2 separate regions of the Mus musculus genome follow, and region 1 is linked to region 2. The links are chromatin contacts, found by Hi-C in ENCODE. All regions are on one chromosome and are shown on one strand. The core of a region is the stretch at or near the end of the contact, and the rest is flanking DNA. Distances in the headings are between cores, read along the strand shown.

Region 1 (6,939 bases), core at 188-2,687, 500 kb after region 2:
CCTTCCAGGGCGCACCAGTTGATCACTCAAGTGTCCTAAGTGTGCCCCTTATCTCACCCGACCCAGGGCAGATTGGTTAAATACAGGCTTCAGCTTCGCCTGGGCTAGCCAGGCAAAGGGGTTCCTCTTCGGAAAGAGACAAGGATCTGGATCTCCACAATTTTGGCCTGGTTTCCCTCTTATGTCGACTCGCCAAGTCCGGCGAGGCGCCTGTCCGTTGGACTCCAGGACTAGGGTGGCGCGGGGTCACCCTGAATCTAAGGCTTGCCCAACATAGTTGGAATTGGCAAGGATGCGCCCGATGCCTGGCGCAGGGAGGCGGGGACACGCGCTCCGTGTGGCACATCGCCAGGGCTGCCGCCCCCCCCCCCCCCCCCCCCCCGCCGCCGCCACTCTCGTTCCCCTAGCTTTACCCTGGGCGCGGCTATCGCCTAGACCTTGCCTGCAGAGGGCCAACGGCCTCACGACTGCCCCTTCCGCTCGACTCAGGCGTTTGACTCCCGGCCTTCTGGCACGCCCAACCAACCCACCCGGAGTTCCAAAGGGTCGGAGAACCAAAGAGGAAGCTAGGGGCGACTAACCGGGGGCGCTCCGGGGCTGGCTCTCTGCACGCAGGGTTGGCGCTGCGGTGGGGCAGGGAGGGAGAGGCTGCGTTGGAGGCGGGGCTGGTAACCAGGGCCGGAAAGAAGGCTGGACTCTGGAGCCAGTGGGTCCTGCGCGGGAGCCCAGGAGGGAGATCCGCACAACGGACAAGCCTCAATTCAGCGCCCAGCCCAGACATCCAACGCAGAGTCCTGGCCTAGGGCACCAGTGTCCTGAGCGATCTTTCTCCCTGAATGACCCTAGTTTTTCAGCCAAAACCTTTGACCAGAGTCTCCTTGCCAGCATTCCCAAATCTTTGCAACCCCTTGTACCAGGTAGGAGTCAGTCTCTGTGGTGGCAGTATGTCTATAAATGCCACTTCCCAGAAGGCGTATGACCTTTTCACCTTACCCACCAGCTCCTTCGGAGGTCATTGAGCCCGGTATATGTACTTGATCAGAAGCCTCAACCAGTTTATGTCCCTGGGTGTCCTTGCTATTCATAAACCAAAGCCACCTGCTGCAGTTCTCGGAAAGCCCTCGAGGATGGAACCGGACTACATGGGGGAGGGGAGGCACTGGGCAGACACCAGGGACGCACCTCGTAAGTGGGTGGCGTATGAGGCTGGAGGATCAGTAGACACAATTGCCTGTAATCTAAACCTGGCACTAGGAGACCCTTGCAAAGATCATCCTGTCACCCTCACAAGGGGTCGTTGCCAGTCTTATCCTTCCCTCGGTGTGCACAGAAATGGGTCCCTCGACCCCTGATTCAGATTCTTGGAGTTCTACGTGGCTGGTCTGCGACTGTTGGCGGCTGCCCCCTAGCTGAAAGGCGCGCCACCATCCATCCTCCGAGCTCATGTAACCCCAAAGAAGAGGGGACCAAATCTCGGGGAACAATGCAGCCTGAAGCGTCAGGGGTGGGGATGGGGGTATCAGGTACCCATCCTCGCCTTTATGCACGGCGAGGAGACCTTGTTCCGCTGCAGCCAGGGTCCGTGCTCTAAGAAAGTCTGCCTATGCTTTACGTGGCAGACTGGGTCACAGTTCTCTAAGATCAACAGCGTGTCTCGCAGAACAACCAAGGCGTTCTTCTTTTAGTCTAAGTCCTACTCGGAGCGTCCTGGAGCGCCCGACTGCTTCCTGCCCCAAACCTCAGGCTGACACCCAGGAAGTGAAAGCGGGGACTGACAGCGCGATCCACGCCTCCGGGGGCGCCGGTACCTAGGGATTAGGAGTTCCGTGAAGTAGCAGCTAACCCCGGTCTCTCGGAACTCCTTGACTCCAGGATCCTCGCCTACACGAGCAGCCTAGTTCAGTTCTGGGGTGCAGAGATCTCGTCAAGGTAGACTAGCCTGCCACTGGGGCTGGTACCACTTGTACTGCCCCTTCTGACACACATACGTGACCTTGCGCTCTGGGCGCAGACAACCTGCTCCCTAGTGACCTTCTTCCCGCGGAGAGCACAGCAGGGTACCCGGAGGTGGGGTGGAGGGGGGAGCCCAGAGGACCAACCGGGAAAGCACGCGGAGAGAAACTTGTGTCTCTGAATCTCCAGCCAGGCAATCACTGGCAGAGCTGTGCGGGGAGGGGGCGGGAGGAAGGGAGGGAAGGGCTCTGGGAGGGAGGGGGAGGTCGGAGAGAGAGGCGGGTGCCAGTGGAGAAAGTCCTTGCTCTCCCGCTCATCTTTTCATTGCTCTCTCTCCTTCCCGCAGACAACCCGGACCTCCTCTGGGCGCCAGCTCCTCGGCTCCAACCCGTCCAGAATCAAGCGGGATTTTTTTTTTCTTTCCCTCTAGAAATTGGCTTTGGTGTGTCGCCCGCCCTCTCCCCTCCTCCTCGCAACTCCTCCCCTCTTTTTTTTCCTCCTTCTTCTTCTTCCTGAGACATGGCCCGGGCAGTGGCTCCTGGAAGAGGAACAAGTGTGGGAAAAGGGAGAGGAAATCGGAGCTAAATGACAGGATGCAGGCGACTTGAGACACAAAAAGAAAAGCGCTTCTCGCGAATTCAGGCATTGCCTCGCCGCTAGCCTTCCCCGCCAAGACCCGCTGAGGATTTTCTGGTTCTTAGGCGGACTTAAGAGCGTTTCGGATTGTTAAGATTATCGTTTGCTGGTTTTTCGTCCGCGCAATCGTGTTCTCCTGCGGCTGCCTGGGGACTGGCTTGGCGAAGGAGGATGGAGAGGGGGCTGCCGTTGCTGTGCGCCACGCTCGCCCTTGCCCTCGCCCTGGCGGGCGCTTTCCGCAGCGGTAAGTGACAGCCGGAGACGGGAGCAACCAGAGTGCCCGGGGCTGCCGAGTCCCCTCGGGCGAAGGGGTTCCAGCCCCAGCCACGGGACTTCCAGCCCCAGCCACGGGACGCGCGCACGGCTGCCGGGCGCAGGAAACTTGCCTGCGCAAGGAACGGAGAAGTCAGGGCGTCTGGGGCAGGAGGACCACAAACCCTCGGCCCCCTGCTCCAGTTGGTTGCTGGCTTCTCCTGCCTCTGTTTCGAGACAGAGCTGCCTACCTTCCCAGATCAGCACACCAATTATCTTAATAATGTTTCCTCCCAGAGGCAATTAAATGAGACTCCCTTTCAAAAATCTGATGGCTGCTGAGAGTTAATGAACACTTCACCGGGAGGACTTCCTGGTTCTCCTCAAAACACCCCTGCTCGGTTTCCTCTGGTGGGCGACACAGAGAGATAGCGGTCAGTCTTGGCGCTGGAACTCTCCGCTGCCTTTGTAAACCGTCTGTGATCAGTCTGAAGTATGAATGAAAGTCGCACTGTCAATAAAGGCTTTGGATCTATTCAGTGTGAGGTACCAGCGTGTCTGAGAATTCGTAACCCTGTTGCAGCTTCCAGTTGGCTTTTAAAACCACTCACTGTTAAGTAAATGAAAGGCAGTCCTGGGTATAAACAGTGCCTTGGAACATAAAGAGTGTGTTTAAAATGGGATCTGGTACAAATGTGTTCCACGTCCCCTGGAAAGGTGCTGAAGGCTAGGCAAGGGCTGATCGGAACAGTAGATCTTCATCATTATTATTAACTAATAGCTAAATGTTTACTTTGTCTGGCTCAGATTTCAATCAAAGTAATTAGGAGAAAAGTGCATCTACCACTTATTGTAGTATATTGTTTTAATAAGAGCTGAGCGGAGGGCTCTACCAGGAAGAATTTAAATCACTCCTTTATGATAGAAGTTAATCTCCTTAATGTGCTTTCCCCAGGTTTTGTGATTTCAACTATAGATCTCCCCCAACAGGTACCAAGCAGTGTTCTCAAAAGATATGCAAAATTTTTGTGAACACGGCTGGAATTCAATTTATTAATGAATTCGAGTTGGCGGCATCTTCCTATATACTCTGGAAGGGAAGCCAAACACTCAAAAAATCATGAATGTGGAGTTCAATTTGTTAATGAACCTGAGTTGGTGGAGTGCTTCTATACTCTGGCAGGGAATGAAATATCTTTTTCCTCTAACAGAAAGAACTCAAATGTTTAGAACTCAAACGGTTATCCTTCATAATGCGTAAGGATGGAGTGGAGGCCCTCAACTTTCCTAATGCTGCAACCCTTTTAGTACAGTTCATGCTGTGGTGACCCCCAACCATAAAATTATTTTTGTTGCTACTTCATAGCTGTAGTTTTGCTACTGTTATAAATCGTAATGTAAATATTTTTGGAGAAAGAGGCTTGCCAAAGGGGTTGAAACCCACAGATAGAGAACAACACTGGGTTAGAGCCATGTTGGGGTACCCAAAAGATGGTCATAATAACCAATGTGAAGAGCATTAAGACTTGTGTGGTACTGAACAACACACACACACACACACACACACACACACACACTTTTTAATTTTCTTAGCAGAAATGTGGGGGATGCTGAGAATCTGGACTCCACTCAACTGAAACCTTATTGCTATGCTTGAGGTGGCCAGGGCTGGCACATGACTCAGTAACTCTCTAGTCCTCTTAAAACCATATCCACCTCCTCCCAGTAAGTGTCTACTAAATTAATTCATTAACCTTATTTAGGACTAATGGTCCACAGTCATTAGGAATCGCTCTCTCCTAATCAAGTGTTAGAGAGACTGAACAGAGTGTGGGAGTCCAGCAGTCCACATTATCTTATTACACTGTCACTTTCTCAGAAGTCACAGATTAAAGTGCTCTGGTATGGTACCAACCCCACCTCACTGTCTTCTGAAGTGACTATCTGTCGACTGTTTTATTTCTCTCTCCTAACAGATGCCATGGTGGCTACACAGAGCTGGAGTGACTTAATGAGCTGGGGGGTGGGGCTGAGGGGGTCACTCTCCAAGATTTCTGCACAAAACAAAATAATGCCAGAGCCTCTGCAGAATCACACCACTGAGCTGGCTAACGTCATTAGCTGAGATTCTGAGCGTTGGTTGCAACATTAGTTCTTCTTGAAGACCTAAAGCTTTTAAAAACCAATGGGAAGCGAATCTGTAGGACCAACCCACTCCAATCTAAGAAACAGCCAGAAACATCTAGCAATTGGAGAAAACAACATAATTTATATTGTCTTCTTTTTAATTTATGGGAAATGACTTCTGTAATGCATGTAGCTTTATGCATTTTTGATGTGCACTTCATCTTTCATTTCCATTTGACCTGGTTTTCCTGTAATAAAATTCCTTAGATTTATAAATTCATGCTGAGAGCAAAGAATGCCATTCTCTTTCCACAGGGAATCTATTAGATGTAATATTAAAATCTATATATACCATTACTGGATGTTTGTGATTGATAGGCTTATACATTTCAATATTTCATACCTGTACTTCCTACATAGTTTATGCACCAAATTTTTATTGCCTAAAATTAAGCATCAATAAATGGGGTGGCATTTGCAGGCTGTGGCTCTCCTGTGCGAAACCCATAATAGAGAGTGACAGTAGCGATCTATGCTGAATTGTAAACCAGCCCAGAGTCTGGTTTATTTAGCTATTAGAGAGTCACTCCAGCATTTGAGGTTTTGTAGTGGTGGTGGTTTGTTTTTCAGTAAAGGTTGAAAACTGGAGAGCTTTTCTTTCCTGGGATGTGAAGACATAGCTCACCATCTGTGATACCCAGACCTCAGTGGCCGAGGCTTCCCCTAACATTTAGTAATTAGAATTAATGCTGTGTGGCTATTTATTTTTCTTTCTGCCCCATTGCTTTGATCTGGTCTCCAAGGCTGAACAACTTGGATAAGTAAAGCCGAGTTCTTTCTGCATCACCAGCTGCACTTTGTTCTCTGCTGATTTGAGTCTCAAAAGCAGAGATAACTCAAAATCACTTAGATTTACAGGCAGATAAAACAACAACAAAAGGAGGTTAGGCTTCAGGCCAATCAAAGTCCTGGAAGACAGTCCCCACTGGTCAATGACACTGACCAGGCTTATCATCAAAAAGCCACTTGCAAGGAGTGGCACAGCATCTTTTAGGCACCTTCCACTTAGAGCGGTTCCTTAATGTGATTACACTTCTTGGAAGATAATTAAGTCTAGCAGGAGCTCCCAGGGGGCTGTGTTAACATCAATTGAGGGGGTTTAATGTTTTTAATGCTAGAAGACCTCTTTCTTTGGAAGGAAGTTTGGGTGTGAGGGAAAAGCATCTCAGATCACAGTAGGCTTTCTGTGGATGTGGTGCTCCTGCAGATTAAAGAGTGTTCCTTAGTGGTGTGGTGTACTTTGTGTCTAGGGTCACACGGAGGGTTTATGGGGGACACTTTGGAGTTCTCTTAACTGACAGAATGTTTGCTAATTGTCAATACACATGTAAAGCTAGAAGACTCAACTGGTTGCAGGGAAGAGATCTGCTAACATGTCATTTTTGTTGCAGACAAATGTGGCGGGACCATAAAAATCGAAAACCCAGGGTACCTCACATCTCCCGGTTACCCTCATTCTTACCATCCAAGTGAGAAGTGTGAATGGCTAATCCAAGCTCCGGAACCCTACCAGAGAATCATGATCAACTTCAACCCACATTTCGATTTGGAGGACAGAGACTGCAAGTAAGTGAGGGAGTTTGAACAGGGCGCCATAGCACCATCTAGTGGTCATGAGTATCCGTGCTGAGAAAGTAAATGAGCGGGTCCGGATGAGCTCAATTGTGAGTGGTGTGGAAATGAAGTTACAAGTGGCTGAGTTCACCCAATATGTCAGGCTGTGTTTAAATGTTTGTCCTCCTTCTGTTGACACGTTTGGTTTGGGAAATCTTTTGTTAAGAAATGTGTGGTGTGTGGTTCTTTCTGGAAAGGGTTTTGAGAAAAGGCTTGTGTTTTCTTAAGTATTGTGGGTCACCAGTATACATGATCTGCAGATGGTGGAGTCGGGTGTTTTTTAAACAAATCTGTGGC
Region 2 (6,279 bases), core at 1,686-4,185:
GCAGTAAATGTGGTTTATATAATAACATGTACTGAGGCACAGGACTTAACCAAACGCTTGAGCATCTAGCTGCAGGGAAAACATGTCTTTTGTTCTTAGATTAACTTACAGTATCTCTGAGAAGTAAAGCAAGAACTTTCCTGAGAACCAAGGGAGACCTGATCTTGTTTCATGGTTCTATGTAGTAGACCTGCAATGTTTTCCTAACTTCTCTGGGTCCTGAATAGATAATCTTATTCTGGGTATAGTCAGATGGCAGTAAGGAATATTCACAATACAGGAAGTTAGAGAAAGGGGTTCATGCCTTCCATGCTTTCATTTTATTAACAAAACAAATGGTAACAAAGATAAAAACCTAGCCACATGTTTCATACTCTAGTATTGGAGACTAACTCAGAATGAATATTAGGTGAACTGGTAAGAAAAGCTGGACAATGGCCATCATGGCAAGTGTGATCTTTGGGTCAGAATTCTTGGTCTATGTCTTTTGGTTCTGAGCAAGGAGCCTCAGTTACTCTCCTTTCTGATAAAAAAAAAAAGTACTAAGGATTCCTCACTTGAAGTCTAAGGGAGGTTGTCTTGTACATGACATGCAGTGAGAAAGGTTTTGCAAAGACAAATCTGAGTGTCTTCAGACTCCATAGAACTCCATAGCCCAGTCTGGGAGTGTGGCTCAGTTAGTAGACACTGGTCTAGGATATATGATGCCCCATGTCATTCTCAGAGATCCAGGACTCAAATGAGGTAGTGCATGGCTATAATCCCAGTACTGGAAGGTTGAGGCAGGATTCAAAGTTCAAGATCTGGCTATATAGCATGTTTGAGGCCAGTCAAGTAGAGATAAGATTGTATCTAATGTTAAAAAATAAAAATAATAATACATTTTTACAGAAATGAAATGAAGGAAAGAAATGTAGTGGTTTGATGTTGTGTACTAATATACACTCAAAATATTTATATATAAATACATTTTATCCTGAATAAACAGGTTAACATCTCTCAGCCGAGAAAACACATTCTTAAGTTCCACAGATTGAAAACTAATGCTTATATAATTTGAAAACAATTCTATCCACTTACTTTCAGTTTTTTATTAAAGAGACACCATTATGGTGATGAAGGTCTGTCTGGTACCATAATTCCTCAAGTGATGCCGCCATCACCTGTGTATATAAAGTATCTGTTTTACAGAAATTTCTCCAGCCAGTAGCTTTTAGTGTTGCCAAGCTTTTTATAATTTGGTTGTATCCTTTAGTGGCTATGCTGCATGAATTATGTTAAAAAATTAAATCTTAGTATAGGTGTGACATAAAAATATGTTCCTTCTGAAAGGCCAACTGAATTTTTATTCTGTGCAAATTTAACCCAAATCCTGTGGTAATAGCTTCATCTTAGGAAGTTTGTGTCTGAGATTGTGTTGATGTCAGACATGTAGATAAATGCAAATTAACTCTGTTATAATAAAATGCTCTAGTCTAGTTGAAATGATTATGTTTTCCTATCCATACTTTTAAGATACAACCGCAGATTTGATTTTATACCTAATATAATGTTTGTTATTTTAATCTGATGCTTCAGTTAATAGCGTTATGCTATGTTTACATAAGCCGGCTCCCTCTCTCTTCCAACACCGTGTTTGTAATGAATCACAGCACTGGGTTTCCAGAGAAAATTATAACCCAAGGCGATCTTCTGATATTGCCATATCCAGGTCTTTGAGAAGTAGGCAGGGCATGTATAAGTAAATAAATACATGCTGCCCAACATCCTAATAAAGATGTAAAGTGTTCTATTTAAAAATGGTTGTTTTATCTACACACTGCCAAATATACAGGCTTTTGGCTCTCTTTGAATGTGGGTGGGTGTTTGGAGACGTGTTCTCCATGGATCCTGTACTGGCTTCATATTGTTCCTTTTACTTGGGTTTAGGAAATGAAGAAGCAGGGACAGGGACTATGGGCTGCTGGTAAAAAGCCTTCTATTACAGAACTCTTGGCAATTCCCCCCTTCAGGGAAATCTGCTATCTTGCCTGCCAGGGATTTTGAAGGTTTCCCAGAGGCCCCAGGATTGTCCTTGTTCTTCCCTGCAGCTGGAGAGCAGGCATGCACTGGAGACCCCTCCCTCAGAGTGGACGCAGGCAGATGCTTCTCTTCAAACCAAATCACTTAAACAAGTGCACACACAGATGGGGCGTCTCATTTCCTTTACAACAGAGGGAGTCTGGGAGTGGGGCTCATTTGCTCTATCACTTTCCCAGCTCTTGTGAAGCTCTACGTTTATGCCCAGGTTTCCAGACTTAGAAACAAGCTCCCTTGCCTGCTATGCTATCTTGACAGCCCCCTAGGTGTTTCTTAATCCAACTGAGTGAAGTATGGAAATTAACTAGCACAGTGTAACCTTGATGAAGAGACCTATTAACTTCGTGATAACTTACCCTAGTGCAAGTCCCAAGTTATGGAAGTTGGAAATGAGATAGTTTGATTTTGAAGACAGAGGACAGATCATATACTGGCTCCATGTCAGACAATTGAATAAACAATGGGCAGTCCAAGATCCCTGGGAACTGAAGAAATGAAAAGAGACAGGAAGGGCAGAGTCCAACTTCCTTCTCTGGGAACTTGGCTTGGGCTCCATGAGCCAGCCTTGTCCTGCTAGTACTTGGCTAATCTTTGCAAGACGCTATCTCATTAGATTTCTTTGATGGAATACTGATGTGGGAAGCCTGGGCTTCTTATTCTCTGGAAAGAAAAAGACCCCAGGATTTAGAAGTATAGGAATCAGAAATTAAGAGCTTACTGGGACAGTGCTGTGTGATAGCCCTTGACATGTGACTGAAAATGTCACAGTCCTAATATTTAGGAGGGGCTTCTGAACGCTCTTGGAAGTTACATTCAAGTTTCTGGCAGCCAGTTCTGGTTATCACTGAGATCAGTATGCCTGAAGGACTGACCTTGGCTTGACCTTCTCTGAAGCTCTCAGCGAGATGGCAAGACAGCTTGATATTCTCCCATGGGGGTGCCTGCTGTTCCCAGGAAACTGCGACTGCAAAGAGCTAATCCACAGGGCTAGAGTGGGGCACAGCATTTTCTGAGATAAATTCCTGCAAGAGGTACAGGTGCATTGTGGGGAAAATGTGTGCCTGATCCTAGTTATTTTATCTTGTTGCCTATTGCATGTGGTCTGGAATGTTTGCCATAGGCTTTAGCCTATATGTTAATATGTTTTTACATTTTATGCATTGAGTTTAAATAAAATAATAAATGAGGCAAAAAAAAGTAGTTTAAATAAGATCTGGATGTCAGGACACTTCCGAATCAGAACGAAGGGATGAAGTGTCAGTCATTTTAAAGTCTAGGTGACAACATCACCAGAAGCATTAATCCTGATCGAAAGGTTTGTGCTACAAGCTGGCAAATAAAAGAATAGACTAGCTGATAAATAAACCAAAGAAATAGCAGAAGCCTGGCTCCCTTGCTGGTGAGACTACAAACCGCCTACCTGTCCCTACATTCAACAGCAATCGTATTATGATTAGAGTCCATAGGAAGAACAGTTTACATGGCCTGGCAGTAACTCATCAGAGCAGGCAACACTTCCTCTGATAACCAAACGTTATACTCACTGACCTTCCTTGGAAGATGAACCACAGGCCTGGAAGAACCCAGAACACCATTGTCCATCTTTGTGCCAGCAAGCCTGAGAACCTGTAACTACCTGGTCCATGTAGATGCCTCAGCTGTCTCCATCTGGTGCTAAAGATCCAAAGATTCTTGGAGAATGGCTCTCCAGCCTCCACTGGCAAAGGAAATGGGTTTTGATGCTAGCAAAAGATTGGAGGAACATCAACAGGACAGACATAATCTCCAGCAAGAAGTAAAGTCAGACAGGTGCAAGCTTTCCCTCAGATTTTTTTCATAAGTGGGACAATGCTCAAAGGTGCTGCCCATTGTGGTGGAAGGTCTTTTTTCACTTCAGTTAATTCTTTCTGGGAATTCCTTCATAGTCCTACCCAAAGGCATCTCTTTTAGCTGTTTTGAGATCCACAGACTCTTCATCATCACCACTGCACGCTCTCTCTCTCTCTCTCTCTCTCTCTCTCTCTCTCTCTCTCTCTCTCTCTCCCTCCCTCCCTCCCTCCTTCCCTCCTTCTTTCCCTCCTCCTTTCCTCCTTCCCTCCTTCCTTCCCTCCTTCCCTCCTTTGTGTGTGTTTACACACCCCCACTAGCTCAGCTGCAAGAACACATATGAACATGCAATATGTTTTCCTGACGTCTCCTTCTCTGATTAAAAGAATTCAACCCCCACAGTCCACTCCCTGATGCTGTCACCAGAGACCAGAAGTTGGCACTGAATAAAAATGGCTCAGACAGACACTCATGAAGCTATCATGCTTTTCCTAAAAGTTGTCTGTTTTCCCACAAATGTCTTTTTCCACTTCTTTTCTTTCCCCTACTAAAATGGTATATAGCTTCAAATTTAGTCCAGGTTTGAGTTGTAACTTTCTGTGAAATCGAGCATAATGCGTGAATTAAAAAAAAAATCTGTCTTTCCTTTATCTTTTGATATGATTAAGCTATTAAACATTATTATTACTGTTGTTATTTGTACGTGTGGGGGGAGGGGGGTGGGAGGGGTCTGTGTTTATATGTACATGTGCCACCACTCACCTATGGAGATCAGAGGACAACTTTAGAGTCTGTTCTCTCCTTTCACCTTTGTAAGACTTCTGAGGACGAAACTTAGGTTGTCAGCTTTGCACAGAAAACACTTTTACCCTCTGAACCATCATCACATTGACTTAATTTCCCCTCCTCTCCTGTCCTCTCCTGTCCTCTCCTGTCCTCCCCTCTCCTCTCCTCTTTCCCTTCCCTTCACTCCCTCCCTCCCCACTCCTCTCTCCTCTCCTTCCCCCTACTCTCCTCTCCTCTTTTTCTTCTCTCCCTCTTCCTCTCCCCTGTTATATTCTTTACTTCCCTTCCTTTCTTTTATATTTTCTGCTTCTTTTCCTGACTTTTCTGTGTGTGATGGTAAGATCAACAGAATGCAGAGCTCTCTACATGCTAAATGCATACTCTACCCTGACCCCAATCGCAAGCCTTCCTTATTTGTTCTTACCAAAGTCTCCCATCAGTTTTTCTTATGGTTTTCTAGATAGTAAACTTAAGAGAATAGAAGGAATTTTTCTTTCCTGACAAAGAAAATTCAAAATTTTAATGAAATCCAAACTCATTCTTCCTACTCCAAAGCTCACTGGTGGCACTGCTCCCTTGGCACGGGAACAATGCAATGTGGCCAAATGAATGCGGGTGACATTTGGAGAGTCAGGGTTTTTTTTTTTTTTTTTTTTTGACTCTGGACTTCAGAAAGTACTGAGAGATGTCCTTTCTATAACAAAAGGCTCAATTTGAAGCCTATTATACTGCAAATAACAGAGCAACTCCTTGTTGACAAGGGATAATGCTTGAAAATTATCAAAGCAGATTTCTTTCAGAAATAAGGAAGGTTAATTTGTGATAGGTGACAACTGCTAGAACCCAGAAGTACTGGTGGAAAGGGCAGACTTCCCCACTGGCCCCGGATACAGCAGGATTCTATGCTTGGATGTGCAATGTCTGAACATTCTCCCAGATCTCAATGCTGTTTGTTAAGCAGCTACCTGCACAGTGACTGCAGCTCACCTTCACAAACCAACTGCACATTGGCTGAAGTAAGTTCTGGAAATGTTTATCCATAGAATTTACTACATATCTGCCATGCTCAACCATTTCTTCCATCTGTACCAAGATGGCAGATAGTGAAGGTGACTTGGTTATAAAGAGGGGGTATTTGCCCTTGTGTCCTTCACAGGGGCTTGGAAAAAGCAAGTGCTGAAGTGTGCTTTAGCAAGGCAAGTACACATGGGTTTCCTGGAAACTAAGAATGAAGCCTCTCGATCTCCTTCGACCCTGTGACAATCATTTGTTGGACACTTGATGCATTTTGGACTGTATTAAAATGGCAGCCTCGAGTCTTTCCCTGTAATAACAAGGGTATTATTTCCACATGTAGTTAAGAAGGCCAGCCTTGTTTCTAAGTCAAGAACTGGTGCCTCCGTAAGAGAAATTATAAAAATGCAATAATTATCAATTGGCCATTATATTGAAAACTGATTATCCAGAAGAAAACCAGAGACCACCATTTCAACCTGATGCTTATTTAAAAGATCAGCAGGGCCATATACAGCTGTTAACAAAACTGATCAAAATAACTAAATGAATGAAATAGAAAAAAGATGACTA

Evidence for each region. Hi-C counts contacts between places; a loop is a spot of excess contacts on that map.
Region 1: a loop to region 2 is called in a map of heart, with 3 times the contacts of the local background. The contact joins the promoter of A930035F09Rik here to the enhancer-like site in region 2. A Hi-C loop is called at or near these places in 4 of 37 maps with a recorded cell type or tissue (adrenal gland, heart and left cerebral cortex).

What each region holds. Positions count from the first base shown.
Region 1 is chr8:128,356,800-128,363,738 of GRCm38, forward strand. A930035F09Rik (a long non-coding RNA gene) reads right to left here and starts at 1,438. Exons shown (of 3, transcript XR_879381.3): 1 at 582-1,438. Nrp1 (neuropilin 1) reads left to right here and starts at 2,274. Exons shown (of 17, transcript NM_008737.2): 1 at 2,274-2,833; 2 at 6,420-6,594. The coding sequence starts at 2,761. Mir1903 (microRNA 1903) reads left to right here and starts at 2,442; the gene lies at 2,442-2,521.
Region 2 is chr8:127,853,961-127,860,239 of GRCm38, forward strand. No RefSeq gene overlaps it. Among named protein-coding and RNA genes, the nearest start is that of Gm32590, 51 kb to the left of the region's middle. Within about 2 kb of position 2,936, at least 1 of the 3 ENCODE cell types and tissues checked has a DNase peak (open chromatin) inside an H3K27ac peak, as active enhancers do; it is heart, where a contact is called at or near this core.